Regions from separate parts of the Homo sapiens genome. Here region 2 is linked to region 1. The links are chromatin loops, found by intact Hi-C in ENCODE. Cell type or tissue: PC-9. All regions are shown on one strand. Links, peaks and the distances in the headings refer to the core of each region. The heading gives the core; the rest is flanking DNA. Region 1 has its middle 29 kb from the start of CYP2B6. Region 2 has its middle 20 kb from the start of CYP2A6.

Region 1 (16,868 bases), core at 4,964-9,963:
GCACCACTTCTCCTCCAAAGGATCACAGCTGCTAGCCAGCAACGGAACAAAAAAGCACAGAGAATGACTTTGATGAGTTGACAGAAGTAAACTTCAGAAAGTCGGTAATAACAAACTTCTCTGAGCTAAAGGAGGATGTTTGAACCCATCACAAGGAAGCTAAAAACATTGAAAAAAGATTAGATGAATGGTAACTAGAATAAACAGCATAGAGAAGACCTTAAATGACCTGATGGAGCTGAAAACGTTGGCATGAGAACTACATGACACATGCACAAGTTTCAGTAGCCAATTCGGTCAAGTGGAAGGAAGAGTATCAGTGATTGAAGATCAAATGAATGAAATCAAGCGAGAAGGGAAGTTTAGAGAAAAAAAAGTAAAAAGAAACGAAGAAAGCCTCCAAGAAATATGGGACTATATGAAAAGACCAAATCTACATTTGACTGGTGTACCTGAAAGTGATGGGGAGAATGGAAACAAGCTGGAAAACACTCTTCAGCATATTACCCAGGAGAACTTCCCCAACCTAGCAAGGCAGTCCAACATTCAAAATCCGGAAATACAGAGAACACCACAAAGATACTCCTTGAGAAGAGCAACCCCAAGACACGTAATTGTCAGATTCATCAAGTTTGAAATGAAGAAAGAAATGCTAAGCGCAGCCAGAGAGAAAGTTTGGATTACTCACAAAGGGAAGCTCAACAGACTAGCAGTGGATCTCTCGGCAGAAACTCTACAAGCCAGAAGAGAGTGGGGGCCAATATTCAACATTCTGAAAGCAAAGAATTTTCAACCCAGAACTTCATATTCAGCCAAACTAAGCTTCATAAGTGAAGGAGAAATAAAATCCTTTACAGACAAGCAAATGCTAAGAGATTTTGTCACCACCAGGCCTGCCTTATAAGAGCTCCTGAAGGAAGAACTAAACATGGAAAGGAACAACTGGTAGCAGCCACTGCAGAAACATGCCAAATTGTAAAGACCATTGATGCTAGGAAGAAACTGCATCAACTAATGGGCAAAATAACCAGCTAACATCATAATGACCGGATCAAATTCACACATAACAATATTAACCTGAAATGTAAATGGGCTAAATGCCCCAATTAAAAGACACAGACTGGCAAATTGGATAAAGAATCAAGTCCCATCAATGTGCTGTATTCAGGAGACCCATCTCATGTGCAGAGACACACATAGGCTCAAAATAAAGGGATGGAGGAAGATTTACCAAGCAAATGGAAGGAAAAAAAAAATGGGGGTTGCAATCCTAGTCTCGAAGAAAACAGAATTTAAACCAACACAGATCAAAAGAGACAAGGCCATTACAAAATGGTAAAGTGATCAATTCAACAAGGAGATCTAACTATTCTAAATATGCACCCAATACAGGATCACCCAGATTCATTAAGCAAGTCCTGAGAGACCTAAAAGGAGACTTAGACTCCCACGTAATAATAATGGGAGACTTTAACACCCCACTGCCAATATTAGACAGATCATCAAGACAGAAGGTTAAAAAGGATATCCAGGACTTGAACTCAGCTCTGCTCCAAATGGACCTAATAGACATCTACAGAACTCTCCACCTCAAATCAACAGAATATGCATTCTTCTTAGCACCACATCCAACTTATTCCACAATTGACTACATAGTTGGAAGTGAAGAACTCCTCAGCAAATGTGAAAGAACAGAAATCACAACAAACTGTCTCTCAGATCACATTGCAATCAAATTAGAACACAGTATTAAGAAACTCTCTCAAAACCATACAACTACAGGGAAACTAAACAACTTGCTCCTGAATGACAATTGGGTAAATAACGAAATGAAGACAGAAATAAAGATGTTCTTTGAAACCAATGAGAACAAGGACACAAAGCACCAGAATCTCTGGGACACATTTAAAGCAGTGTGTAGAGGGAAATTTTTTTTTTATTTTATTATTATTATACTTTAAGTTTTAGGGTACATGTGCACAACATGCAGGTTTGTTACATATGTATACATGTGCCATGTTGGTGTGCTGCACCCATTAACTTGTCATTTAGCATTAGGTATATCTCCTAATGCTATCCCTCCCCCCGCCCCCCACCCCACAACAGTCCCTGGTGTGTGATGTTCCCCTTCCTGTATACATGGGTTCTCATTGTTCAATTCCCACCTATAAGTGAGAACATGCAGTGTTTGGTTTTTTGTCCTTGCGATAGTTTGCTGAGAATGATGGTTTCCAGTTTCATCCATGTCCCTACAAAGGACACAAACTCATCCTTTTTTATGGCTGCATAGTATTCCATGGTGTATATGTGCCACATTTTCTTAATCCAGTCTATCATTGTTGGACATTGAGGTTGGTTCCAAGTCTTTGCTATTGTGAATAGTGCCGCTATAAACATACGTGTGCATGTGTCTTTATAGCAGCATGATTTATAATCCTTTGGGTATATACCCAGTAATGGGATGGCTGGGTCAAATGGCATTTCTAGTTCTAGATCCCTGAGGAACCATCAAACCGACTTCCACAATGGTTGAACTAGTTTACAGTCCCACCAACAGTGTAAAATTGTTCCTATTTCTCCACATCCTCTCCAGCACCTGTTGTTTCCTGACTTTTTAATGATCGCCATTCTAACTGGTGTGAGATGGTATCTCATTGTGGTTTTGATTTGCATGTCTCTGATGGCCAGTGATGATGAGCATTTTTTCATGTAGAGGGAAATTTATAGCACTAAATGCCCACAAGAGAAAGCATGAAAAATCTAAAATCGATACCCTAACATCATAATTAAAAGAACTAGAGAAGCAAGAGCAAACACATTCAAAAGCTAGCAGAAGGCAAGAAATAACTAAGATCAGAGCAGAACTGAAGGAGATAGAGACACAAAAACCCTTCAGAAAAATCAGTGAATAAAGGAGTTGGTTTTTTTGAAAAGATCACAGAATTCATAGACCACTAGGAAGACTAAAGAATAGAGAGAAGAATCAAACAGATGCAATAAAAAATTATAAAGGGCCTCTCCCTCTCCCATTCCCTCCCCCTCCCCCTCCCCCTCCCCCTCCCCCTCCCCCTCCCCCTCCCCCTCCCCCTCCCCCTCCCCCTCCCCCTCTCCCTCTCCCTCTCCCTCCACGGTCTCCCTCTGATGCCGAGCCAAAGCTGGACGGTACTGCTGCCATCTCGGCTCACTGCAACCTCCCTGCCTGATTCTCCTGCCTCAGCCTGCCGAGTGCCTGCGATTGCAGGCGCGCGTCGCCACGCCTGACTGGTTTTCGTTTTTTTTTTTTGTTTTTTTTTTTTTGGTGGAGACGGGGTTTTGCTGTGTTGGCTGGGCTGGTCTCCAGCTCCTAACCGCGAGTGATCCGCCAGCCTCGGCCTCCCGAGGTGCCGGGATTGCAGACGGAGTCTCGTTCACTCAGTGCTCAATGGTGCCCAGGCTGGAGTGCAGTGGCGTGATCTCGGCTCACTACAACCTCCACCTCCCAGCCGCCTGCCTTGGCCCCGCAAAGTGCCGAGATTGCAGCCTCTGCCCGGCCGCCACCCTGTCTGGGAAGTGAGGAGCGTCTCTGCCTGGCCCCCCATCGTCTGGGATATGAGGAGCCTCTCTGCCTGGCTGCCCAGTCTGGAAAGTGAGGAGCGTCTCTGCCCGGCCGCCATCCCATCTAGGAAGCGAGGAGTGCCTCTTCCCGGCCACCATCCCATCTAGGAAGTGAGGAGCGTCTCTGCCCGGCCGCCCATCGTCTGAGATGTGGGGAGCACCTCTGCCCTGCCGCCGTGTCTGGGATGTGAGGAGCGCCTCTGCTGGGCTGCAACCCTGTCTGGGAGGTGAGGAGCGTCTCTGCCCGGCCGCCCCGTCTGAGAAGTGAGGAAACCCTCTGCCTGGCAACCGCCCCGTCTGAGAAGTGAGGAGCCCCTCCGTCCGGCAGCCACCCCGTCTGGGAAGTGAGGAGCGTCTCCGACCGGCAGCCACCCCGTCTGGGAAGTGAGGAGCGTCTCCGCCCGGCAGCCACCCCGTCCGGGAGGGAGGTGGGGGGGGGGTCAGCCCCCTGCCCGGCCAGCCGCCCCGTCCGGGAGGTGAGGGGCTCCTCTGCCCGGCCGCCCCTACTGGGAAGTGAGGAGCCCCTCTGCCCGGCCAGTCGCCCCGTCCAGGAGGGAGGTGGGGGGGTCAGCCCCCCGCCCGGCCGGCCGCCCCGTCCAGGAGGTGAGGGGTGCCTCTGCCCGGCCGCCCCTACTGGGAAGTGAGGACCCCTCTTCCCGGCCAGCCGCCCCGTCTGGGAGGGAGGTGGGGGGGTCGGCCCCCCGCCCGGCCAGCCGCCCAGTCCGGGAGGGAGGTGGGGGGATCAGCCCCCCGCCTGGCCAGCCGCCCCGTCCGGGAGGTGAGGGGTGCCTCTGCCCGGCCGCCCCTACTGGGAAGTGAGGAGCCCCTCTGCCCCGCCAGCCGCCCCGTCCGGGAGGGAGGTGGGAGGGTCAGCCCCCCGCCCGGCCGGCCGCCCCGTCCAGGAGGTGAGGGGCGCCTCTGCCCGGCCGCCCCTACTGGGAAGTGAGGACCCCTCTGCCCGGCCAGCCGCCCCGTCTGGGAGGGAGGTGGGGGGGGTCAGCCCCCCACCCGGCCAGCCGCCCAGTCCGGGAGGGAGGTGGGGGGTCAGCCCCCCGCCCGGCCAGCCGCCCCGTCCGGGAGGGAGGTGGGGGGATCAGCCCCCCGCCTGGCCAGCCGCCCCGTCCGGGAGGTGAGGGGTGCCTCTGCCCGGCCGCCCCTACTGGGAAGTGAGGAGCCCCTCTGCCCGGCCAGCCGCCCCGTCCGGGAGGGAGGTGGGAGGGTCAGCCCCCCACCCGGCCGGCCGCCCCGTCCGGGAGGTGAGGGGCGCCTCTGCCCGGCCGCCCCTACTGGGAAGTGAGGACCCCTCTGCCCGGCAAGCCGCCCAGTCCGGGAGGGAGGTGGGGGGTCAGCCCCCCGCCCGGCCAGCCGCCCCGTCCGGGAGGGAGGTGGGGGGATCAGCCCCCAGCCTGGCCAGCCGCTCTGTCCTGGAGGTGAGGGGCGCCTCTTCCCGGCCGCCCCTACTGGGAAGTGAGGAGCCCCTCTGCCCGGCCAGCCGCCCCGTCCGGGAGGGAGGCGGGGGGGGGGGGTCGGCCAGCCGCCCTGTCCGGGAGGGAGGTGGGGGGGTCAGCCCCCCGCCCGGCCGGCCGCCCCGTCCGGGAGGTGAGGGGCGCCTCTGCCCGGCCGCCCCTACTGGGAAGTGAGGACTCCTCTGCCCGGCCAGCCGCCCCGTCCGGGAGGGAGGTGGGGGGGGTCAGCCCCCCGCCCGGCCAGCCGCCCTATCCAGGAGGTGAGGGGCGCCTCTGCCCGGCCGCCCCTACTGGGAAGTGAGGAGCCCCTCTGCCTGGCCAGCCGCCCCGTCCGGGAGGGTGGTGGGGGGGTCAGCCCCCCGCCCGGCCAGCCGCCCCATCCGGGAGGTGAGGGGCGCTTCTGCCCGGCCGCCCCTACTGGGAAGTGAGGAGCCCCTCTGCCCGGCCACGACCCCGTCTGGGAGGTGTGCCCAGCGGCTCATTGGGGATGGGCCATGATGACAATGGCGGTTTTGTGGAATAGAAAGGCGGGAAGGGTGGGGAAAAAATTGAGAAATCGGATGGTTGCCGGGTCTGTGTGGATAGAAGTAGACATGGGAGACTTTTCATTTTGTTCTGTACTAAGAAAAATTCTTCTGCCTTGGAAAAAAAAAAAAAAAAAATTATAAAGGGGATATCACCACCAATCCCACAGAAACACAAACTACTATCGGAGAATACTATAAACACCTCTATGCAAATAAACTAGAAAATCTAGAAGAAATGGATAAATTCCTGGACACATACACCCTCCCAAGACTAAACCAGGAAGAAGTTTACTGAAACTTATGTTTACTGAAGCACTATTCACAATAGCAAAGACTTGGAACCAACCCAAATGCCCACCAATGGTAGACTGGGTTAAGAAAATGTGGCACATATACACCATGGAATACTATGCAGCCATAAAAAAGGATGAGTTCATGTCCTTTGTAGCGACATGGATGAAGCTGGAAACCATCGTTCTGAGCAAACTGTCACAAGGACAGAAAACCAAACACCACATGTTGTCACTCATAAGTGGGAATTGAACAATGAGATCATTTGGACACAGGACAGGGAACAACACACACTGGGGCCTGTCGTGGGGTGGGGGAATGAGAGAGGGATAGTATTAGGAGAAATACCTAATGTAAATGATGTGTTAATGGGTGGAGCAAACCAACACAATGCATGTAGATGTATCTATCAACCCTGCACGTTGTGCACATATACTCTAACACTTAAAGTATAATAAAAATAATAAATAAAACAAAAATAAAAACAAAAAAAAACTTTAATCAGTGGATCTCAGGGAGTCTGTGAGCTCCTGATAGCATATGCAGATTTTGGTCATATGTGACATTGTGCCTTTTTTTTTTTGGAGATTAGCTCAGATTTCATTATATTTATATATTTCTATGGTGGTTAAAAAAACCCACATAGTATAAAATTTACCATATTCACCAATTTAAGTTTCTGCAAGAGGACAGGCAAGCATTAGACTCTCATACTATTCTAGATGGCCTGGAGACCTGCATAGGACTTTGCCCACCTGTCTCTCTCCCCTTGTCTATGATCTTGTCTTTCTGTCTTTCTCTTTCTTCTTCCCTGCAAGACAACCTTCCCCTCAACTGCCCTTTGTGCAAGTGCATTTTTGCATGTTTGTGTCATTTTGTCCAATGGTTTATCCTAGATGCCTCTGCCATTTTTACCCTTATTTATACATCTGTGTGTGTGTGTGTGTGTGTCACTCTGGGTGCATGCTTGAGGTTTCTGTGTGCATGTATGTTTCAGCATGTCCCTGTTGATAGATGAATTTATGCATGCGCCAGGCTTTGTGGGGTGTGTGTTTGTGCTTGATAAGTGGGCATCCTTTCCAACTTATGTCTGCCCAAGCACATTTGTGTGAGTACCTGATGAGGTGCATGTGTGTTCATGCCACTGTTCCTGAATGCTTGCCAGTCTCTGGGTCTGTCTGTGCATGTCGCCTGAGTGCACATGTGCTTTGGGATATGCCACTTGGGGGAGGTCTATGACGTGCTTTTCTGGGTCCAGCTAGATGTGGATATTCAACAAATGTGCATATTCACATTTGTGTGTACGTGTGCACAACAGGTTGACTACATACAAGCGTATGGATGTTTTTGTGCATGCATTCTGGTGTCTGTATGCAGACACATGGGCCATGCTGTGTACATATTAACATCAGATATTTGCCTGTACCTGTCTGTGTTTGAATTCAAACATAGCCCTAGCCCACCTCTATTTCTCTTATATATAAAAAAAGAACTGTGTGAAGTTTTTAAGAGCATGATTGTAAGTCTGTGAGGTTGATTTTGTCATCTTCATTTTGCAAATGAGTTAGGTAAAGCCCCAAAAGTTGTAAATGACTTGCTTCTGGCTTCCACAGCTAATGAGGGCAGAGCCTGGGTATGATCTTGTGACTGTAAATTTTATGCTTTTAATCACTTCTTTGGACTGTCATGCCCCACCTCTTTTCTTTATGAGACATTAGAAAAGCTGCCCGTAATTTCTTATGGCTCTTGAAAAACTTCCCTGTATGTAACGCAAGATTTTGAAATGTTATTTTAAACAGTCTTTTACCAGGAGGGAGCCTTGACCTTTTACAGTTTTTGCATTCTTTGGAACCTTACCCAAAGACCTAGTTGGCCAGTGTATGCCTCAGGCTATTGGCAGTGATGCAGTGAAGGAGTTGGGGACCTAGTGGTTGTGGTCAGAGTGTGAAATGTTTGTTTCACATTTTAGAGTGATGACAAGGATTAGGGTTTCTAGACAAGTGGACTCTAAGTCTCTTCCACATTAACTGGTATGTTTTTTGTTTGTTTTTGTTTGTTTGTTTTTGAGACTGGGTCTCACTCTATCTCCCAGGCTGAAGTACAATAGCACATTCATAGCTCACTGCAGCCTTGACCTCCCAGGCTCAAGTGATCATCTTGCCTCATCTTCCTGAGTAGCTGGGACTACAAGTGTGTGCCACTGCACCCAGCTTACGTTAAGTTTAATATGAAACCTGGCCAGAAAGCTCAGTGAATTCTTAATATTTTCCCTTTTCTCCCATTCCAAAGCTTTCTCCCAGTAAGGCCCATCTTCTCATGACTGAGTTCTCCATAACCACATAGTCACCTAGTAGCCCTCCCCCTGTGGCCCCCAAGCCCTTGGTCTTCTGGAACTCCTCCAGTAGGTAGCTGGCTTCCTGGAGAAGCATCAAAGAATCTTCCATCATTCTCCATTGGCCAGAGCTACACCTCTGTCGTTCTCCTTTGGCCAGAGCTACATCTCAGTCTCATGCTTCTGCCTGCCTCCCCTCCTGTGTTCAAGTCTGTGCTAGACAGTGATAGGGAGGGATTATGAAAGCTCTAGACTGTGCTGTCAAGGAAGCCACTCCCAACCTTCAAGGTTCAATCAAGAAATCAAGAGAGTAAGGTTCTCTCCCTGCAGGATCCCCCCCCAAAAAAAACAAAAGTCCAGACTGAGTTGGAGGAAAGGGGAATCAGTCTAGGAATGATAGGGGCAGAGTAAAGAGTGTTTCTTACAGGAAGGAGACCTGAACCTTCTTACATATATAAATAAGTGGATGAATGCATAGGAAAGTGGGAGGAGGTATTGCGAGAATGCCATATAGACTGCCCTGGAATGGGGATGTTAATTCTATTTTCTAGACACCACTTGGATTCTCTGGATACATGCACATATGTGTACACAGAAGCTCACACCTGTACATTGATATGCCTACACAAAAGGGGTTACTGTGTAGTAAGAAACATTTAGAGATTACCAGAAGTGTGGATTGAGTCTTATTCCAATGCACTAGAAATTTAATGGAAATTTAATGAAATTATCTCGATTGATGGATGGATGTAAGGAAGCATTTATGACTAGAATGACTAACGGGTGGATGGATGAAAGATTTAATAGATGGGTGAAGGGTTAATTGATGGATGGATTGAAATAGATGAATAATAATTGGAAAGGTGGATGTAAATATTAATAAGTTGTTGAATGATGGAAGGGTTAATGAATGGATGGATGGAATATTGGATAGATGGATAAATGGAAAGTTAATTGGTACATGTATAGATAATAGAGCAAAAGATATTTATATAGAAGAAATAATTAGTGGATTTTTTGATGAATTTGTGGACATATGGACAGAAGGATGAAAATTAAAAGGATAGATAGATAGATAGATAGATAGATAGATAGATAGATAGATTGAAGGATGGAAAGAGTGTGGTGAGCCTGCCTCGACAGCCCGGGACAGGCTCAAATATATCAGGAAGTGGGTAAGAGATACTGAGACCTGTGGCTAGGGTGAGGAGATCCCTAGTGCTGAAGTGTAGGTGCTGGGAGTGTAAATCTTTTGCATTTTTCTCTAGTAGGTGGGGTAATGACTTATGGAATTTTCAGGTTCACTATAGTGACCAAGAAGTGCCCACACACACACACCCAAAAGGGGACAAGCAGCAAAGCCCTTTCTCTCTTGTTGAATTCCAGAGCCAGAGGGCTGGGAAGGAAGCCAGGCATCCCTCCTTCTGCTCTCAAAGGTCTCTGTTTTGGTGTTTTAGAAACTGGATTCCTCAGTCCTCAGCCCAGCTGAGTTGGGAGCTCCCCAAAGCCTCCACTGGCATCTTGATTCCACTGCTTTTCACCTTTTCTGGCAGCTGAGGGAGAGCCCTGAGGCCTGCCTGTCTCCTTTGGGAAGCTCCACCTGACTGCAGCCTGTCTCCCAGCCTGAGCCCCTCAATCCCTCTGGTTCTGTACGATTCATTCTCTGACCTTCCCTGGGGAAGGGAGGCAGTGATCTGACCTACCCACCCAATTCAGTAGCCATGGAGCTGGGGGAGGTGTCTATGAGGCCAGGTTGATGGATAGGTGAGAAGAAAGAAAGTATTCCTTCCTGATCTCCTCCTCATCCCTCACCCCACCCTCTGGAATAATGACAATTACATAATCACCTCCGCCTTACTCCTTCCCACAGGCAGAGAGCCAGAAGGAGAGGTATGTGGGCAAAGAGCATGGGTAAGAAGAGAGAAAGAGACAAAGGTTCCAGGGGGACAGAAAGCAAGAGAGAGAGAGAGCACCAGGGAGAGATGGGGGAGACAGAGAGAGATGGAGAGAGAGAGAGAAGAGAGAGAAAGGGAGACAAAAACACCAAGGAGAGATAGACAGGGGAGGAGAGAGACAGAGAGATGGAGAGAGAGAAAGAGAGATTGAGAGCACCAAGGAGAGATGCAGGAGAGAAAGAGACAGAGAGAGATGGAGAGAGAGAGAGAGGAAAGAGAGAGACAGATAGAAAAAGAGACAGATATCACCAGGGAGAGATGGGAGAGAGAGAGAGAGAGAAAGACAGAGACAGAGAGGGAGAGAGAGAGAAGACAGACAGAGATGGACAGAGAGAGAAAGAGAGACAAGGAACCCCAAGGAGAGATGGAGAGGGGAGGAGGGAGACAGAGAGATGGAGAGAGAGAAAGAGAGATTAAGAGCACCAGTGAGAGATGGGGGGGTGAGAGAGATGAAGAGAGAGAGAGAGACAGACAGAGAGCACCAGGGAGAGATGGCAAGAGAGAGAGACAGAGAAAGAGATGTAGAGAGAGAGATGGAGAGAAAGAGAGACAGATAGCACCAGGGGGAGATGGGAGAGAAAGAGAGACAGAGAAAGAAGGACAAAGAGCACCAAGGAGAGAGGGAGGGGAATGGAGAGAGACAGAGAGACTGAGAAAGAGAGAGACCGAGAGCACCAGGGAGACATGGGGTGTTGAGACAGATTAAGAGAGAGAGAGAAGAGAGAGAGACAGAAAGACAGAGGACACAAAGAAGAGATGGAGACAGGGAGAGATGGGGAGAGGAAAGAGAGATGGAGAGAGAGAGAGAGCACCAGGGAGAGATGGAAAGAAAGGGAGAGACAGAAAGAACCAGGGAGAGACAGAGAGAGAAAGAAAGACAAAGTGCCAGAGAGAGAGAAGGGGGAGAGGAAGGGAGGGAAGGAGGGGAAGGAGAGGGAGGGAGGGAAGAAGGTGGGAAGGGATGGAGGGAATAACTGGGACCCAGTGAAACAGGGAGAAGGAATCTGAGAAAGACACAGGACACTGCTAGAGGGAGAAGCAGAGAGAGATGGAAAGAGGCACACACAGAGAAAGGAAGAGGTGGACAGCTAGAGAGATGCTCACTCCGAAAGGTGTAAATGCAGATACAGACAGACCCAGAGCCCTGGATAGACTTAGACAAGTGAAAAAAAGAGACTCAGAGGAGAGAGTCAGAGAAGTACAGAGCGTCAGAGGCCCAGAGCTCTTTGGCTCTGCCTAATTTATTGGTTTACAAGCTCTTTGTTCTTAGGGCAGATGGGAGGGTGAGGAAGGGATGAGGAAAAGGATTAATCAATGAAGGAGAACTCGTGAGTCATTCAATAAGATGAACAGCAGTGGCGATTTCTGTGTATTTCCTTGAGCAAAGGCGTGTCTAAACTACTTAAGATCTTTAACTTATCAGAACTGAAATGGGTGGGAGTGGGTTTCAGGAGAAACCAAGATGTTTGATTATACTCCACTGCTTCTAGGGAGTGCTATCTCCCTGATCAACCTGTGAAATGCCACTGAGCGGTTATGCTCTCAGGGCATAAGGACATGAAGGCAATAAGGAGACTTTTCTCCTTAGAGGCTGCCCATGGCTCCCCATGGGTGTCTCACACGGGGGAGACCAACTCATCTGGCACTCCAGAAACTCTTTTTCCCGCAGGTCTCCCTTTTTTTGTCTCTATTAATTTTTTTTATTAATAACCGCTATTACTATCATGTCTCGTTCACAGTGTCTGGCTTCTCTCCGAAGGCGTCGTCTGCATCTGTAGACTAAAAACAAACAGCATAAACATACGTAAACCAAAATAAAATTTGCAATTGTTGATCCAGCTATGGTTTTAATCCACTTTAAAGGATTGGTATTAGAAAGGCCATCAGTGGCTCCAGCAAGAATATCAGCTCCGAGCAACAGGTTGAGACGAGCCTGAGATACCTCAAAAAGTTGTTTTTTCAGTTTAGCAATATCTAGGGTTAAATTATCTTCTTTTCCTTGTGGGTTACATCTAATCATCTCCCAATGGTGTACAGTGGCATTATAAAAGCTAGAAGTAATATAAAAATCAGAAGTATTCCAATCACATTGCTCCAAGCTCATAATCCAATCTCCCATCCAAATTACTGTTTGACGGAGATCACTAATTTGATTTGCCAATTTTTGATCTATTTGGCTTTGGGAATTCCAAAGCTTAGAAGAATTTTTCTGCCAACTATCCACAAAGCCCACAGTTTGAATAGAAGAGTGCAAAGCAACACCAGCAGCAGCAGCAGTAGCTGTGACAGCTATAAGGCCCATGATCACAGCTATTAAAGTAAATATGAATCATTTTGATCTATTAAGTATTCCTTTTAGTACTTCAGTGATAATATGTATAGAGGGAGAGGCCTCCCAAGGTCTATTGAGGGGAACAGGTATCCAAACTCCTTCTCGGGCCCTAAACAGTAACATGCTATTATCTTTATTAAAGGTAGAATTAATGCAGGTAAAAAGATGACAGTTGAGGCATGATATGGTTTGAGAATCAGCTAGGATATTAATTTTTCCCACTGCCAACATAAAAGGAGGTTTAACACAACTCTGCAATGGGACCATCTGATTAAAGGTCATGGCTACAACATTCCTTCCTCCTCTGGATGAGTAGGACCTTGGTTGTCTGTTGGTCCAGGCATCCAGACACTATCATTAATATAAACCTCTACTGGGGGGTCTAACAATGTAATAGGCCTAATCAGTGGTGGGAATGGAATTTAGGTCCAATAAGTGTAATTTTGATCTGCCTCAGCTACAAGGTGACACACCAAGGAGATTACCACCATCATAGCTACCATTAGATTACTGGTGGTCAGCGGCTTGTTCTGAGACCTCAGGTTCTCTTCTGCAACGTGAGCTAGTCTCTTCATCTGCCCCCAGGTCAGTGGAGTTGCTTGGTGAGTTTTACTGGTTTCCATCTGCTCAACAGAGATGTTCATCTGAGCCATCTGATGAACTGGGGGTGCAGAGACATTCCGAGGTCTTTTCCTCTTCCTTGGGTTCTGGCTCATGGCACAACTTAAGATGTCTTGTGGGTACCCAGACAGGAAGCTGATTCTCTCCTGGTGAGATACAAGCAAACCCTCAACCCCAACAAGACCCACTGGGGCCTTTTGTTTGGGCCACTTTTTTGGTCATTGATAAAGAGCTATGATGGACACATCTGCTCCTGTGTCGACCACACCCTCAAATTGTTTTCCTTGAATAGTGACCATACAAATAGATCTATTGTCAGAGACTTGATTTACCAATAGGGAGGCTTGCCTGCTGAATTTGTGCTTCCAAATTATTCTGTTCTTTTTTCTGAGCTTTCTTCTAAATTAATATACAGTAAAAGCCACAGTTGAGCTATTCTGTCACCTGGATTAGCACTCCAGGGAACAGTGGAGGAGATAACAATTTGAATTTCTCCCTGGCAATCAGAGTCCACTACTCCAGTGTGTACTTGAATTGCCTTTAAATTTAAGTTGGACCTTCCCACCTTGCCATCTGGCAATGGGTCATAAGCTCCCATTGGGACCTTCCTAGGAGGCTCCCCAGGAAGGAGGGATACAGCTTCAGTACAGCATAAATCTACTGCCCCACTTTTAGCTGTGGAGGGGAACAATTGCTGCACATTTGTACAGGGAAAGACTGGGCTGGGAACACCCCATTTGTAGTCAGGGACGTCCTGTCCTGAATTGGGAATGCCCCATTTTGAATTAGGGCCTGTGGCTGGCCCCTCTGTCCATTTCCTGGCAAGGGCTGTCCGCTGTTATCAAACTTTGAATGACAGTGATTAGCCCAGTGTTTTCCTTTTTTACATCTGGGACAGGTACCTGGTTCCCTGCTTTTTCCTCCTAAGTTTTGCCTTTTTTGTACACTCTCTTTTTGTATGTCCTATCTGTCCACAATTATAGCAAGATCTGGGGAACACTCATATGTTTTTTGTTACCCTTAGTCTAGCCATTGCCGGAGCAAGAAGGCTGGCCTTATTCAAGTGCCTCCAATGCCATCACAGGCTTTAATGTATTCACTTAAAGTTTTTTCCTCATTTAGATCTGCCTTTCCCTTAATAGGTCTAATTTCTGCCTGACATTCTGTATCAGCATTTTCATAAGCAAGCAGCTGAACTATCACTTTCCTGACATGAGAATCCAAAATAGCCTTTTGAGCCGTGTCTTGCAAATGGGTGATAAAATCTGGATAAGGCTCCTTTGGACCCTGTTGAACTGAGTTAAAAGAAGTATAAGTAGTACCAGGGTCGTGAATTTTTTCCCAGGCTCTGAGGCATATAGTTCTGAGCTGATCAACAGTCTCATCACCCATTACCATCTGTCAATTTAGAGTACCCCATGCCTGTCTGATTCCAAGCAAGTGATCAGATGTGATATTAACAGGAGGTTGGGCTTGAGCATTTCTGCATGCCTGATTTGTTGTTGCTTGATCTGTCCGCCAGGTTTTAAATTGGAGAAACTCAGTGGGGGACAGGGTAGAGTGGGCTAATGCCTCCCAATCCATAGGTATTAAATGCCTGTTATAAGCCACAGATTGTAACAAGGAATGAACCTAAGGAGAATTTGGCCCATATTGTCCAATTGCTTGCTTTAAGTCTTTTAATATTTTAAAAGGAAATGGCTCCCAGCATGCTTCAGCATGTTGTCTGGGCTCCTCAGCTGGAGAAATAATTACCAGAAACTGCCAAGCATCCAAATCCCCCACATCTCATGCCTGGTAAATAGATGCCTGGATTGTCCCTGCACCGTAATTTGTATTTGGACCTGCTCACAGCATTCCTCTACCATAATTAAAAGGTGGACAAGCCTGGATCATTCCCTCACCATAATTGGCTGTTGGGTGAGCCTGAAGCTTCCCTTCAACATAGTTAATTGTGGGGCATGCAACAATGGGAGCAGCAAGTCATGTCTCAGGCTCCCATTCCAAAAATTCATAAGGCTGAGGCGGGGGTGGCCATTCTGGACCTTCCCCTAAAGGCGCAGTGGGTGGCACTGTTTCTGCAGTAGGTGGAAATGTTTCTTCTATAAGTTTTTGGAGGTTAGCATATATCCCTTTCTCCCCCTTTTTAAAACTAAACTGTGATGGTTCACTTTGCAGATCATCAAACTCCTGATTATTAAACTTTTCTATGTCATCCTGAAACTTCTCATCCTCCTCAGTGTGGAAAGGCTCCAGTGGTATTTTGATTGCTGACCACACAGACCAAGCAGACAAGGGAATATTGTAGCCCTCTTGTTGTGCTCATTTTAAGTCTGCTCCGAACTTGTCGCAGTCTTTTACATTCATGGTTCCATATTCCGGGAACCAAGGGGAATACTTTTCTATGAGCTGGAACAAAGATGTGAGATTTTGGGTACTCACAATTGCCCCTCTGTGGCACAATAACTGCCACACCAAGCTTAAGTAATTAGCAAATTTACTCTCAGCCTGACCCGTTTTCCCGAGGTTACCGTGGAATTCTCCAAGCACACTACTTATCCACAGAGCTTGAAGTGAAAACATATTCAGGCACCCTTTTTCTGTCATCTTCCACTTTCCATGCTCTAGCATTCCTTCACCAGATTATTTGTAGAGATAACGGGGAGTCCCACGTTGGGCGCCAGATGTTGGGGAAACCAGCCCCACACCACCCTGCAGGTACCGCGAGTCCAACGGAGACTAAAGAGTTAGAAAGAAACAGAGTGAGAATTTAAAAGGTGGGTCCGGGGGACCAGAGTGTCAGAGGCTTGCTCATGGCCCAGAGCTCTTTGGCTCTGCCTAATTTATTGGCTTACAAGCTCTTTGTTCTTAGGGCAGATGAGAAGGCAAGGAAGGGATGAGAAAAAGGATTAATCAATGAAGGAGAACTCGTGAGTTATTCAATAAGATGTAGAGCAGTGGCAGTTTCTGTGAATTTCCTTGAGCAAAGGCGTGTGTCTAAACTACTTAAAATCTTATCAGGACTGAAATGGGTGGGAGTGGGTTTCAGAAGAAGCCAAGATGTTTGATTGTACTTCACTGCTTTAAGGAAGTGTTATCTCCCTGAGCAACCTGTGGAATGCCGCTGAGCAGGTATGCTCTGGGAGCATAAAGACATAAAGACAATAAGGAGACTTTTCTCCTCAGAGGCCGCCCATGGCTCCCCATGGGTGTCTCACATAGGGGAGACCAACTCATCTGGTACTCCAGAAACTCTCTTTCCCACACCAGCTTGGCCTGGGAAGCCTTGTGAGCAGCCGGCACGTCATTATTTTTCTGATACCACTTCTGTACCAGGCCCTGACAGACCTGATCTCTTTTAATCCCAACAAGAAGACTCAATGATAATTGTTACAGTGCATTCTTACAGTGCACAATGATATCCCAGACACTTTTTGGAAGTGCAAAAAGCTCTTTGCACATACCTCACTGAATCTTCAAACAGCCCCACATTAGAGGTGCTATGATGATCTCTGCTTACAGAGGCAGAAATAAGGCACACAGAGGGCTTAAGTCACTTCTCAAGGGCACCAGCAAGGAGCTGGGATTCAACATCCAGACAATCTGGCTCCAATCAGTGATATTATCTCCTTCATTCCTGACAGACGGGAAGCTGAGAACTCTAAAGATGTGGCCCCCAGATTTGGAGAAGTGGGAGTTCTTATATAGATGTCAAAATATCACCCAAAGGAGCCAATGAACACCCTGAAA
Region 2 (13,594 bases), core at 2,982-7,981, 130 kb after region 1:
GAGTGCAGTGGCACGAACTCGGCTCACTGTAACCTCTGCCTCCCGGGTTCAAGTGATTCTCCTGCCTCAGCCTCCCAAGTAGCTGGGATTACAAGTGCCCAACACCATGCCCAGCTAATTTTTGTACTTTTAGTAGAAACAGGGTTTTGCCATGTTGGCCAGGCTGGTCTCAAGCTCCTGACCTAAGGTGAACTGCCCGCCTCAGCCTCCCAAAGTGCTGGGATTACAGGCGTGAGATACCTTGCCCAGCCACAGCTTAGAATTTTAAAATCATGTTACTAATTTATACCAAAACAAAAACAGCCTGCTGAAATTTTTATTGGGATTACAAGTAATCTGTTGATCAATTTCAGAAGAACTGACATCTTAACAATATTAAGTCTTCTAATTCGTGGCCATGATAAATCTCTTCATTTAGATACTTAATTTCTCTCATCAATGATTTGTAGTTATGCTATTGCACAACTTTTGTTAATTTTAAGTATTTTATGTTTTCAATGGTATTATAACAAAAGGCTTTCAATATCTCTTAAAATCTTAAATCCTGGCTGTCTGCAGTGGCTCACACCTGTAATCCCGACACTTTGAGAGGCCAAGGTGGGTAGATTGCTTGAGCTCAGAAGTTCGAGACTAGCCTGGGCAACTTGGCAAAATATAAAAATACAAAAAGATAGCTGGGTGTGGTCGTGCGCACCTATGGTCCCAGCTCCTCAGGAGGATGAGGTGGGAGGATGAGGTGGGAGGATTGCTTCAGCCTGGGAGGCAGAGGCTGCAGTGAGCCGAGATCATGCCACCACACTCCAGCCTGAGTGACAGAGAGAGACCATGTCTCAAAAATAAAAAATAACAAAATCTTAAATCCAGAGCCATACAGAATTTTGTAATAAGAGATTCTTCTGTATTCACATTTAAGAACTACATTCCCCAGTGGCTGCAAATTTCTATTCTAAGAAGCTATCATTTCTTTTGATACCTATTGATCACGATGGGGAATGGAAATGGGTCCAGTGTGCTCTTGTCAATCCAGGAATTTTTCAGAGGAAGGGTTTAATATTGGTTGAATGCCCAAGAATCCAGGTTACATGGGAGGAACAAAGGGAGTGTGGGTTAATCATCATAATCCCAAAAATAGCACAGAAAGTGGGTATGGCCTCAGACATCACCCAAGGTGCTGAAAGGAATCGCCTCCCAGCCACAACACACCTGCTCTTTCCTCTCCAAACCACTAATGCCCATCCCAACTCCAGATTTTGGAAAGGGTCAACTCCCACTTTTAAAAATCCTGTTTAAAAGATACTTCTGGCTGGGTGTGGTGGCTCACACCTGTAATCCTAGCACTTTGTGAAGCCAAAGCGAGTGGATCACTTGAGGTCAGGAGTTCAAAACCAGCCTGGCCAACATGGTGAAACTCCATCTCTACTAAAAATACAAAAAATTAGCCGGGCATGGTGGTGCACATCTGTAATCCCACCTACTGGGGAGGCTGAGGCAGGAGAATCGCTTGAACCCAGGAGGCGGAGGTTGCAGTGAGCTGAGATGGAGCCACTGCACTCCAGCCTGGGTGACACAGCGAGACTGTCTCAAAATAAAATAAAATGTACTTCTGAGTGTGTTGTGAGTGTGTATCTGTGTCTGTGGGGAGGTGTGTGTGCACGTCTGTGTCTGTTTCTGGGATCCTTCTAATCTCATTAGTAGTAGCTTTTGTCTCCTTGGGATTTTATGTATCTGATAATATCAGCGATGAATAAAAGTTTTATTTCCTCCTTTTCAATTTGTACTGCATTTCTCTTTTGTACTTTACAGCAATGGCTATATTGTTTAATATGAGTGGTGAGAGTTGACATCACTGTGTTTGTTGGGTATGGAGAACCAGTCAGCCAAGAAAATACCTGTTAAGTACAATACTTTACATAGTTAAGAATACAAAGTATTGTTTTCATTTATTTAGCATCTTTTTGGTATGTTTGTCATTGAGGGAGTGGTAAGTGGGTATGAGAGTTAGTATAGAGGATTAAATGTGTAGGAAGTTATGACTGTTTTTATCCACTCATATATATATATGGGAGAGAAAAGGCTATATTTTATTATAGAGTAATGCATTTCTTATTTTCCATTGTTTGTTTTGCATAGAAAATTTCTAAAACTTAAAATAATACTCTCCATAAACCAATATTCTTCTGCGCTTTTTTTTTTTTTAATTGAGACAGAGTCTGCTGTGTTGCCCAGGCTGGAGTGCAGTGGTATGATCACGGCTCCCTGCAGCCTTGAACTCCTAGGCTCAAGTGATCCTCCCACCTCAGCCTTCTGAGTGGCTGACTATAGGCACATGCCACCACATCCAGCATCCAGCTAACTTTTTTTTTTTTTGAGATGGAATTTCACTTTCGTCACCCAGGCTGGAGCGCAATGGCCGGATCATGGATCACTGCAACCTCCGCCTCCCAGGTTCAAGCGATTCTCCTGCCTCAGCCTCCCAAGTAGCTGGGATTACAGGTGCCCACCACCATGCCCAGCTAATTTTTGTATTTTAGTAGAGACAGAGTTTCACTATGTTGCCCAGGCTGGTCTCAAACCCCTGACCTCAGGCAATCCACCACCCGCCTCAGCCCCCCAAAGTACTGGGATTACAGGTGTGAGCCACCACGCCTGGCCTAATGTTGTTGGTTGTTTTGTTTTGTTTTGGTAGAGACAAGGTCTCACTATTTCCCCAGGCTAGTCTCAAACTCCTGGCCTCAGCCTCCCGAATAGCTGGGGTTACAGGCATATGCCACCACGCCCAGCTAATTTTTTTGTATTTTTAGTAAAAAAGGGGTTTCACTGTGTTGGCCACGCTGGTCTCCAACCCCTGACCTCTGGTGATCCACCCCCGTCGGCCTCCCAACGTGCTGGGAACCAGTGCGCCTGGCCTAAAATCTTAAAAATAATAAAAGAAATGTTTAAATCCTATTGTGACGTTAATTGAAATCTGACCAGAGCCAAATAACAACAAAGTAATAATACTAATAACTAGCAACCCTCGTGAGTACTTATGTAGCAGGTTTTGGAGTTCCAGCCTAGTTTTGCCAAAACTCCTTATTTAATCCTAGGCCCCTGTCTCAGCCTCCCGAGTAGCTGGGACTACAGGTGCACACAACCACACCTGGCTAATTTTTGTATTTTTCAGTAGAGACAGGGTTTCACCACGTTTGACAGGCTGGTCTTGAACTCCTGACCTCAGGTGATCCACCAACCTCAGCCTCCCAAAGTGCTGGGATTACAGGCCTGGGGCATCATGCCCAGCCCAATTTTTTTTTTTTTTTTTTTTGAGACAAGGTCTTGCTCTGTCACTCAGGCTGGAAGGCAGTGGTGTGATCATAGCTCACCATAGCCAGGACCTCTTGGGCTCAAGCAATCCTTCCACCTCAGCCTCCCGAGTAGCTGGGACCACAGGCATGCGCCACAATGCCTGGCTAATTTTTTAATCTTTTGTAGAGACAGGGTCTCACTATGTTGCCCAGGTTGGTCTCAGACTCCTGGGCTCAAGCAATTCTCCTGCCTTTGCAGTGAGATAATTTAGGAATCAGAGAGACTGAGGGGTTGAGGAGGATTTCTTATTATTATTTAGGTGCACCGGCCCAGTCAGATCAACATCCAAAATGACTGAGCCCCAAACAAAGAGTCCAGTTACCTTTTAAGCATTTCTGGGGCAGGAAGAGATCTGTGCAGGGGGAAGCATACAACAGAAGCGAGAAACAAAGACACTTATTCAGTAGAGACATGCATTACATCATTTCTTACTTTTCAAGGAACGGCATATTTTACGACTTGAGATTATCTGTCTAGTGACCTTGCAGCTGCACAGCTAGAGAAACAGAGTCTTCACAATGCCTGGCAAAGGGAGAGATAAGGCTCCCTAGCCACAGAAAAACAGGCAGTTAATTTTAAAGGACTCCAGCTCTTTCTCTTCCTCAAGGGGAATTGGGTTTTCTTACGTAAGAAACTGAGCTTTTGCTTACAAAAAGAGCTCCAAAGGGAAAGAGCTGCTTACAGTGGCCTCAAATCATTGGCTGAATACAGAGCTGCACAGGCTGAGGGAAAGACTCCACAAAGCTGAGGAGAAAACAGCTACTGAGAAAAGAACGACTGCCGGCTGAGCAGCTGAGGGATGAACATTTTTTTTTTTTTTGAGACAGAGTCTCACTCTGTCACCCAGGCTGAGGTGCAGCCACGTGATCTCAGCTCACTGCAACCACTGCCTCCCAGGTTCAAGCGATTCTCCTGCCTCAGCTTCCCAAGTAGCTGGGACTACAGGTGCCCACCAACACAGCCAGCTAATTTTTAGTATTTTGAGATCACGCCACTGCACTCGAACCTGGGTGACAGAGTGAGACTCCATCTCAAAAAAAAGTAAATACATAAAAATAAAGCTGAAGATGTCCTCATTACCAAGGTACCAAGGTACCAAGGTAAGGTCCCAGAATCCTCCAATAGCCATGTTACATCTTCCTCCACAGCCTAGAATCTCCATGTTCATCCCAAACTTCCTCCCTCAGGACCTCCCAACAATACACATTTCCAAAGCCTCCTACAATAGAGGCCACCAAACTCCCATGTACACCAGATACCCATGTCCTGACCTCAAAACCCTTTCCTAATGAACTCAAATGGCCATGTTCCCCTACACAGTCTCCCTCAAGACAGAATTAGTGTGCAGGTGTCAGCCCCTTGTGATAGACAAGCAGAGGAAGAGCAGCAGTGGATCTAAGAACAGGTGAATGTCCACCACATGTCCTAATTGTGTGGGCTTGGCCTCCAGGATATCATCTTCTTCCTGCACCCTTGACTTTCAAGGAAGGAACAAATATGGAGAATAAAGGGGGGAGCCATAAGGAGGACGAGGAAGATCTTAGGGACCTAGAAATAAAAACAGCACCTTCAAGGCGTTGAGCTTCCCTGTGCCTGATGCTGTGCTAAGGATAACTTTTCATGGAGTGTGCAATGCAGTCTTCACAAATCTGTGATAAAGGTTCTATGATCATCCACATTTTACATGTGAGCAAACAGAGTCAGAATCATTAAGATTCAACCACTGAAAGTACCTAGCACAGATGTAGTAGTCAGATCTGTTTGACTCTAGAGGCTATGCTTTTTTTTTTTTTTTTTGAGACAGTCTCACTCTGTCACCCAGGCTGGAATGCAGTGGCACAATCTCGGCTCACTGAAACCTCTGCCTCCCGGGTTCAAGTGACTCTCCTGCCTCAACCTCCCGAGTAGCTAGGATTATAGGCACCTACCACCACACCTGGCTAACTTTTGTATTTTTTAGTAGAGATGGGGGTTTCACCATGTTGACCAAGCTGGTCTTGAACTTGTGACCTCAAGCGATCCACCCTCCTTGGCCTCCCAGTGTGCTGGGATTACAGGCGTGAGCCACCACACCCAGCTGAGGCTATGCTCTTAACTACATTTACTCCCCTTCCTGCCCTTTCCCCTCAATCTGCAGACAGGGTACTAAGACCAACTGGGAAAAAATTCAAACTCCAGGGCACTGCCTGTTTCATAATAAACCACAGATCTCAAGTTTCAAACATTTTCCAATATGTGTTGGCAGCTTAGATGTCATTTGTTGACTCTTCTACCAAGGACGGGTGGGGGAAGGTAATAAGAAGCCCTAAAGCTGTGTCTGGTTTTGTAACAAGCACGTGAGTCCATAAAACCAAATGCCTGCATGAGATGTAATTGTCCACGTGCTCTCCCCCTTGGAAAGAGGCTGAAACCTTTGACTCAGTGATTCCTCAACATAAGGAATTTAGCAGATGTTAAAACCACAGTCTCTAATTCAAAATTTGAGCTATTAGGATCACTGGGTGTGAAATCATGGCCTCCAATTTTGTTGGTTGTTTGGGGTGGGTTTTTTTGTCTTTTTGAGACAGTGTCTTGCTCTGTCACCCAGGCTGGAATGCAGTGTCACAATCATAATTCACTGCAGCCTTAACCCCCTGGCTCAGGCAATCCTCCCACCTCAGCCTCCCAAGCAGCTGGGACCACAGGTGCATTCTCCCACACCCTAGTAGTAGAACTTTTTTTAATGTTTTTGTATAGATGGTGTCTCGCTATAGGGCCCAGGCTAGTATCCACTACCACCTCAGCCTCCCAGAGCAATCCTTACTCTCAGTTACGGTTTGTGGAACTATAAATTGGTACAGCTTCAGAGGAGAGTAATGTGAATGCTTTTCTCTAAATTACAAAAGAACATACTCTCAGATTCAGTTAACTCCACTTCTAGTAATGTCTCCTATGATGTACAAGAAAGTGTGCAAAATCACCTAGATTCATCAAAGAACTGTTTACATAATGAAAAATAGGAAACCAACATATGCACCAAGATATTGGTTAAACAAATTATGATGCATTCATTTGATAGACTTGGTCCATCAGAACCCCAGCAGAAAAATATGAGTGCTTAATGGAGGGACTTTTTTTTTTGAGTCGGAGTCTCGCTGTTTCGCCCAGGCTGGAGTGCAATTGCGCGATCTCAGCTCACTGCAAGCTTCGCCTCCCGGGTTCAGGCCATTCTCCTGCCTCAGCCTCCCGAGTAGCTGGAACTACAGGCACCCGCCACCACGCCCGGCTAATTTTTTGTGTTTTTAGTAGAGACAGGGTTTCACCATGTTAGCCAGGAAGGTCTCGATCTCCTGACCTCGTCATCCGCCCGCCTCGGCCTCCAAAAGTGCTGGGATTACAGGTGTGAGCCGCCGCGCCTGGCCAATGGAGGGACTTTTTACAAAGTGGAGGGCAGTGTGAAAGAACCCTACAAGACGTTGAAGCACTCTATGGCTTACAATAAGGAGACGCCATCATCATCCTTAGGTTGAAAGGTGCAGTGAGAGGGAGTAGTTTCCGAAACCGAGACTGATTGTATAGGGGTAAAAGAGAGCCCCCAGCAGGAGGGCATGGTTTCTGGCAGAGGAATACAACCATTGCTATCACACAGCCAAGCAAAATAATCTGACATTGCTCTTCTCTCAAACTTCCATTGGCCAAACCCAAAAATTTTTTTAATGTAGAGGTGAAGGGAGCATGGGTGGTACAGTTTATAGAGGCCACCCTTCTAAAAGACAGGTCATGGTGGAGAGTGGAGATGGTAGGGCAAATAGAATACCCAGCACAATGGCCAGGAGCTCACACCTCTAATCCCAACACTTTGGGAGGCTGAGGTGGGCAGATCATGAGACCAGGAATTCAAGACCAGCTTGGCCAACATGGCAAGACCCTGTCTCTACTAAAAATACAAAAAATAGCCAGGTGTGGTGGCACACACCTGTAATCTCAGCTACTCAGGAGGCTGAGGCCCAAGAATCACTTGAGCCCGGGAGGCAGAGGTCGCAGTGAGCCAAGATTGCCCTACTGCACTGCAGCCTGAAAGACAGAGTGAGACGGTCTTAAAAGAAAAAGAAAAAAAATTCCAACCCAACCTGACAGATACAGTGGATATAGTAAGTTACTATTTGTATATTTGTGTATGGAATAACCTGGAAACTGGTAACATTAGTATCAACTTGGCAAGGGAAACTGGGTTGAAGAAATTTCACTTTCCATCATTTTGTATCTTTTGAATTTTGGATAGTGTCAACATATTATCTGATCAAGGAGAAAAGAAATTTAAAAATCAGGTGTAAAGGGAGTGTACCTCTGCTTCCAAATTTAAGCCAAGAGCCACTGTGAAAAGTAGTTTGGTGATTTCTAAAAAAACTTAAAATAGAACTACCATCCGACCCAGCAATCTCATTATTGAGTATATACACAAAGGAATATCAATCGTTCTACCATGAAGACACGTGCACACCTTTGTTCACAGCAGCACTGTTCACAATAGCAAAGATGTGGAATCAACCTAAATGCCCATCAGTGGTAGACTGGATAAAGAAAATGTGGGCTGGGCGTGGTGACTCACGCCTGTAATCCCAGCACTTTGGGAGGCCAAGGTGGGTGGATTACGTGAGGTCGGTAGTTCGAGACCAAGCCTGTCCAACATGGTGAAACCCCGTCTCTACTAAAAATACAAAAAAATTAGCCAGGCATAGTAGCGGGCACCTGTATTCCCAGCTACTTGGGAGGCTCAGGCAGGAGAAGTCACTTGAACCCAGGAGGCAGAAGTTGCAGTGAGATGAGATCACACCACTGCATTCCAGCCTGGGCAACAGAGCAAGACTCTGTCTGAAAGAAAGAAAGAGAGAGAGAGAGAAGGAATGAAGGAAGGAAGGAAGGAAGGAGAAAGACAGAAAATGTGGTATATATACACCATGGAATACTACACAGCCATAAAAAGGAACAAGATAATGTCTTTTGCAGCAACATAGATGGAGCTGGAAGCCACTATCCTAAGTGAACTAATGCAGGGACAGAAAACCAGACACCACAGGTTCTCACTTATAGGTGGGAGCTGAACATTGACTACACATTGACACAAAAAAGGGAACAACAAACAGCAGGGCCTACTTGAGGGTAAGATGGGAGGAGGGTGAGGACCGAAAAACTACCTGTCGGGTGCTATGCTTATTACCTGGGTGATGAAATAATGTGTACACCAAACCCTCACCATTGCTGAAGAGACTGGCGGCTAAATAGAGCAGTGGGTGAAATGGTCCCTGAGTGACATGTTAGGTCTTTGTACATAATTTAAAATAATGTGGCAATATTAATTTTAAAAAAAGAGGAGTGCAGGAAGAGCCAGAGAGAGACAATGTGAGGATGGAAGCAGAGACTGGAGTGATGTGCTTTGAAGATGGATGAAGGGGCTTCGCACAAAGGAATAAAGGGGCGACCAGAAGCTGAAAAGGCGAGGAAATGGATCCTCTTATCAAGGCTCCAGGAGGTACCAGCCCTGCTGACACCTTGACTTTATCCCAGTGAAGCTGATTTTGGAATTCTGGGCCCCAGAAGTAAAATAATAGTTTGGGGTCTGTTTGTTTACTTGTTTGATTGTTTGTTTGTTTGTTTGAAATGAAGCTTCACTCTTGTTGCCCAGGCTGGAGTGCAGTGGTATGGTCTTGGCTCACTGCAGCCTTGACCTCCTGAGCTCAACTGATTCTCCCGCCTTAGCTTCTCAAGTAGCTGGGATTACAGGCATGTGCCACCACATTCAACTCATTCTTTTAACTTTTTATAGAGAGGGAGTCTTGCTATGTTGCCCAGGCTAGTCTCAAACTCCTGTGCTCAAGCAATCCTCCTTCCTCAACCTCCCAATATATTCTGGGATTACAGGTGTGACCCACCACACCCAGCCTACATTATCTTTTCTTACTCAGTCCCTCCTGCCTCCCTCTAAAAAGGATCCCTGTGATTACATTAGGCCCAGCCAGACAGTCTAGAGTAAACTTCTCATCTCAAAATCCTCAACTTAATCCCACCTGCAAGGTCCTTTTTACCATGTAAGGTAACAAATTCACAGGTTGTAAGGATAAGGACCTGGACATCTTTTGGGGGGCATTACAACCTGCCACAACACCATGATCTGTAACAGCCTTGCAATGGGTCAGGCCCTTCACTGACTCCCAGTCACACACTCACTGACTCCTTATAGTAGCCCCAGGATGAGAGGAGTGCCATCAGGCCCATTTTACAGATGAGAAGACTGAGGCTCGGAAAAAGGAAGTCAGTTTGCCCAAGTCACACCAAGGCTAAGAGACCAACGAGGATTCAAACCGCGTCCATCTAACTCCAGATCTGGTTTTTTGGGCTGTGCTATTGTGTCCTGGGTGCTGTGTTGAAATATGCTGTTTTGGCCGGGCATGGTGGCTCACGCCTGTAATCCTAGCACTTTGGGAGGCCAAGGTGGTGGATCACTTGAGCTCAGGAATTCGAAACCGGCCTGGGCGACATGGTGAAACCCTGTATCTACAAAAAATACAAAAACTAGACCAGGCGCGGTGGCTCATGCCTATAATCTTAGCACTTTGGGAAGCCAAGGTGGGCACATCACTTGAGGTCAGGAGTTCGAGACCAGTCTGGACAACATGGTGAATCCCCATCTCTACTAAAAATACAAAAAAATTAGCCGGGTGTGATCTCAGCTCATTGGGAGGCTGAGGCAGGAGAATCTCTTGAACCTGGGAGGCAGACGTTGCAGTGAACTGAGATCGTGCCACCGCACTCCAGCATGGGCGACGGAGCGAGATTTCATCTCGAAAAAAGGAAAGAAAGAAATGTGTTGTTCAGTATTTACTATGGTCTGTTCAGCTGTTGGACGGCCAGATGCTACGTGTTGTGTTGAGATATTTCTGGGTGAGATTGTAGAGTTGTCAGGCACTGCATGTGATTTTGCATTGTGTCATCTGCTGGCTGCCAACGTTGTTGCGTTGCTGCATAGTGTGTCCTTTGTTCTGCTGCCTTGACTGTATGTGTTGTGATGCCACATCGTGTGTTCTGTGCTGTCTGCTGGGTTGCTGTGTACTAGCGTGTGTTGTGTGGCAGGATTATGTAGCGGTATGCTGGCATTACGTGTTGGTGTGTGGTTACCGTGTCTTGGGATGTTTCCGGGCTGGCTATTAGGTCACTGCGTGTCGTGTGTTGGCATGTACTGTGATCGTATTTGCTGGGTGTTCTGTTGCCCTGTGTTGTTGTGTTCCGTGATGCCTGATGATTGCCTTGTGCTATGTCGCGTGCTGTGTGTGTGTTGCCAACCTGTTCTGTGGTTGGGCGTTGTTGCTGTCGATGTGCTGCAGGAAGCTGTGGGTTCGGTGCTGTCTGTGGCATTGACAGATGCTTTTGGGGTGTTGTTAAGCAGCATGTTGTGACCATGTGCCCGTGTTTGCACCGTAAGACACGTTGCCATGGTTGAGTCGGATGTTGTGCAAATTAATGGTGTTGCTGCATGAGGTCTGGTGTGCTGCACATCGCGTCTTCCTGACCCATTCCATTCTTCACCCTCAGGCGAGCCCTTTGACCCCACGTTTGTGCTGAGTCGCTCACGGTCCAACATTATCTGTTCCGTGCTCTTCGGCAGCCGCTTCGACTATGATGATGAGCGTCTGCTCACCATTATCCGCCTTATCAATGACAACTTTCAAATCATGAGCAGCCCCTGGGGCGAGGTCAGCCAACTGAGTCCAGCAGGGGCAGGGTGTGGGGTCCGCAGGATCTAGGAATGGAGAGGAAACAGTGGGCGGGGAAAGGGCTGTGAATGGCCCGCCCAGGGCCCGCCCCCTCCCATCTGACCCCACCCAGAGTTACACGGCCACGCCCACTCCCCTCCACTGAGCATTTATGGCCGCCACTGCCTCCTTCCCACTCCCCCTCAGCCCCAACCCCCACCCCGGACCTGGCTGCCCTTTGAGACCCTGTCCCTGCCTACCTAATCCACACTGACCCCATTCGCCCCTGAACACCCTTCGTCCTCCTCCAAAACCCTCCTACTCTGTCTGGTCCCCAGTTGTACGACATCTTCCCGAGCCTCCTGAACTGGGTGCCTGGGCCGCACCAACGCATCTTCCAGAACTTCAAGTGCCTGAGAGACCTCATCGCCCACAGCGTCCACGACCACCAGGCCTCGCTAGACCCCAGATCTCCCCGGGACTTCATCCACTGCTTCCTCACCAAGATGGCAGAGGTAATCCCTACCTGGAAATCCCACCTCTAGTCTGACCTGAAATTCTCCTGCTGCCCCTGCCTCAAACCCACAGGGACCCCAGATGGGGCAGGGTTGGGGGACCTTCTCCCTGGAGAAGCTGAAGCATCTGGCCCAGCTGGGCTGGAGCCAGGAGCCACTCGCAGCCACCGCCAACTTACAGCTCATTAAGAAGTCATCAAAGGAGGTGGGGCAGGGCGGAGGGGGCAGTTGCTCAGGCTTGTTATCCCAGCACTTTGGGAGGCCGAGGCAGGAGGATCGCTTGAGTCCAGGAGTTCGAGACCAGCCTGGACAATATAGTAAGACCCAGTCTCTACAACACATACATACACACATACATACACACACACATACATACATACATACACACATACACACATACATACATCATACATACATACACACATACACACATACATGCACACATACATACACACACATACACATACATACACACATACACACATGCATACATACACACATACATACATACACACATACAGACATACATACACACATACATACATACACACATACACACACATACATACATACATACACACATACATACATACATACATACATAAAATGTATTTTTTAAAAAAACAAGAAGTCATTCAAGCTCTATCCAAGAAGTTAATTGTAGGCCCTGCAGCTGAGATTTTCCCTGCCCTGCCCTTCTGCGTTCCCCAGCTCTCCCAGGGAAAGAAAGTTAAACCCAGCTGGGACTGAATGGGCCCCCAGCAGCAGTTGTACTGGTCTAGAGTGAAGGGGTCTCCATCCCTGGCTCATATCCCCACCCCTCTACCACGGCAGAAGAAGGAGGACCCGCTGAGCCACTTCCACATGGATACCCTGCTGATGACCACACATAACCTGCTCTTTGGCGGCACCGAGACGGTGGGCACCACGCTGCGCCACGCCTTCCTGGCATTCATGAAGTACCCGAAAGTTCAAGGTGAGGCCCACCCACACAGCAGCGTGGAGGTGCCCATGTGTTCCAGCCTCACCCCAGAGCAGGGAACCACGACCCCACCTCCAGTCCCGCCTCCCAGGTCTGATATAGCCTCCTGCTGGCACCAGGATTCCACAGCCAAACCCACAAACCCACACGGAGGCCAATCCCACCACGTGGCCCACGAGGTCCACGCAGCCTGCCTGAATCCCGACCCAGATCCCACCCGCTTAATTGTTGGTTTTTTTGTTTTTGTTTTGTTTTTTGGAGACAGAGTCTCGCTCTGTCACCCAGGCTGGAGTGCAGTGGCATGATCTCGGTTGGCTCACTGCAACTTCTGCCCCCTGAGTCCAAGGCATTTCTCCTGCCTCAGCCTCCCAAGTAGCTGGGATTACAGGTGCACACCACCACATCCAGCTAATTTTTGTATTTTTAGTAGAGACAGGGTTTCACCAAGTTGGCCAGGCTGGTCTCAAACTCCTGGCCTCAAGTGATCCACCCACCTCGGCCTCCCAAAGTGCTGGGATTACAGGCGTGAGCCACTGCACCCAGCTCTGCTTAGTTTTTTGTTTGTTTTTGAGACAGAGTCACTCTGTCGCCCAGGCGTACAGTGGCACAATCACAGCTCACTGCAGCCCCGACCTCGGGCTCAAGCGATCTTCCCACCTCCGCCTTATCAATAGCTGAGAGTACAGACGTGCACCACCACACTCAATACACTCAGCTAATTTTTTATTTTTTGTACAGACAGAGCCTTGCTGTGTTGCCCTGGCTGGTCTCCAACTCCTGGGCTCAAGCAATCCTCTCACCTCGGCCTCCCAAAGTGCTGGGGTTACAGGTGTGAGCCACCGCTCCCGCCTCCACCTGCTTAGTCTTGCTTTGTGCCCACCGTGTCCACCACTGCATGCTGGCTTCAGAGCCCAGCTAACAGTCCTCCCAGAACTCTGCCCCAGAGCCCCAGCCACCCACTTGCCAGGGAACCCTACCTTTCCCACACAGCCTGGCCCACACACGGAGCTCTGTCTGCTACTCCA

The links. Peaks named below come from ENCODE experiments on the same cell type or tissue, not always from the same donor. Only the 100,000 strongest peaks of a DNase experiment are listed, where the experiment ranks them.
Region 2: it touches region 1 in a loop (19-fold over the local background); 3 of 110 quality-filtered maps call a loop at or near these places.

What each region holds. Positions count from the first base shown.
Region 1 is chr19:40,953,689-40,970,556 of GRCh38, reverse strand. No RefSeq gene overlaps it. Among named protein-coding and RNA genes, the nearest start is that of CYP2B6, 29 kb to the left of the region's middle. In PC-9, for the core only: no CTCF peak of the experiment used is centred there; a DNase peak (open chromatin) is centred at 7,816; H3K27ac peaks cover 3,149 bases.
Region 2 is chr19:40,824,089-40,837,682 of GRCh38, reverse strand. It overlaps the pseudogene CYP2F2P. Among named protein-coding and RNA genes, the nearest start is that of CYP2A6, 20 kb to the left of the region's middle. RefSeq lists enhancers at 10,300-10,799, 10,800-11,301. In PC-9, for the core only: no CTCF peak of the experiment used is centred there; a DNase peak (open chromatin) is centred at 5,612; H3K27ac peaks cover 1,284 bases.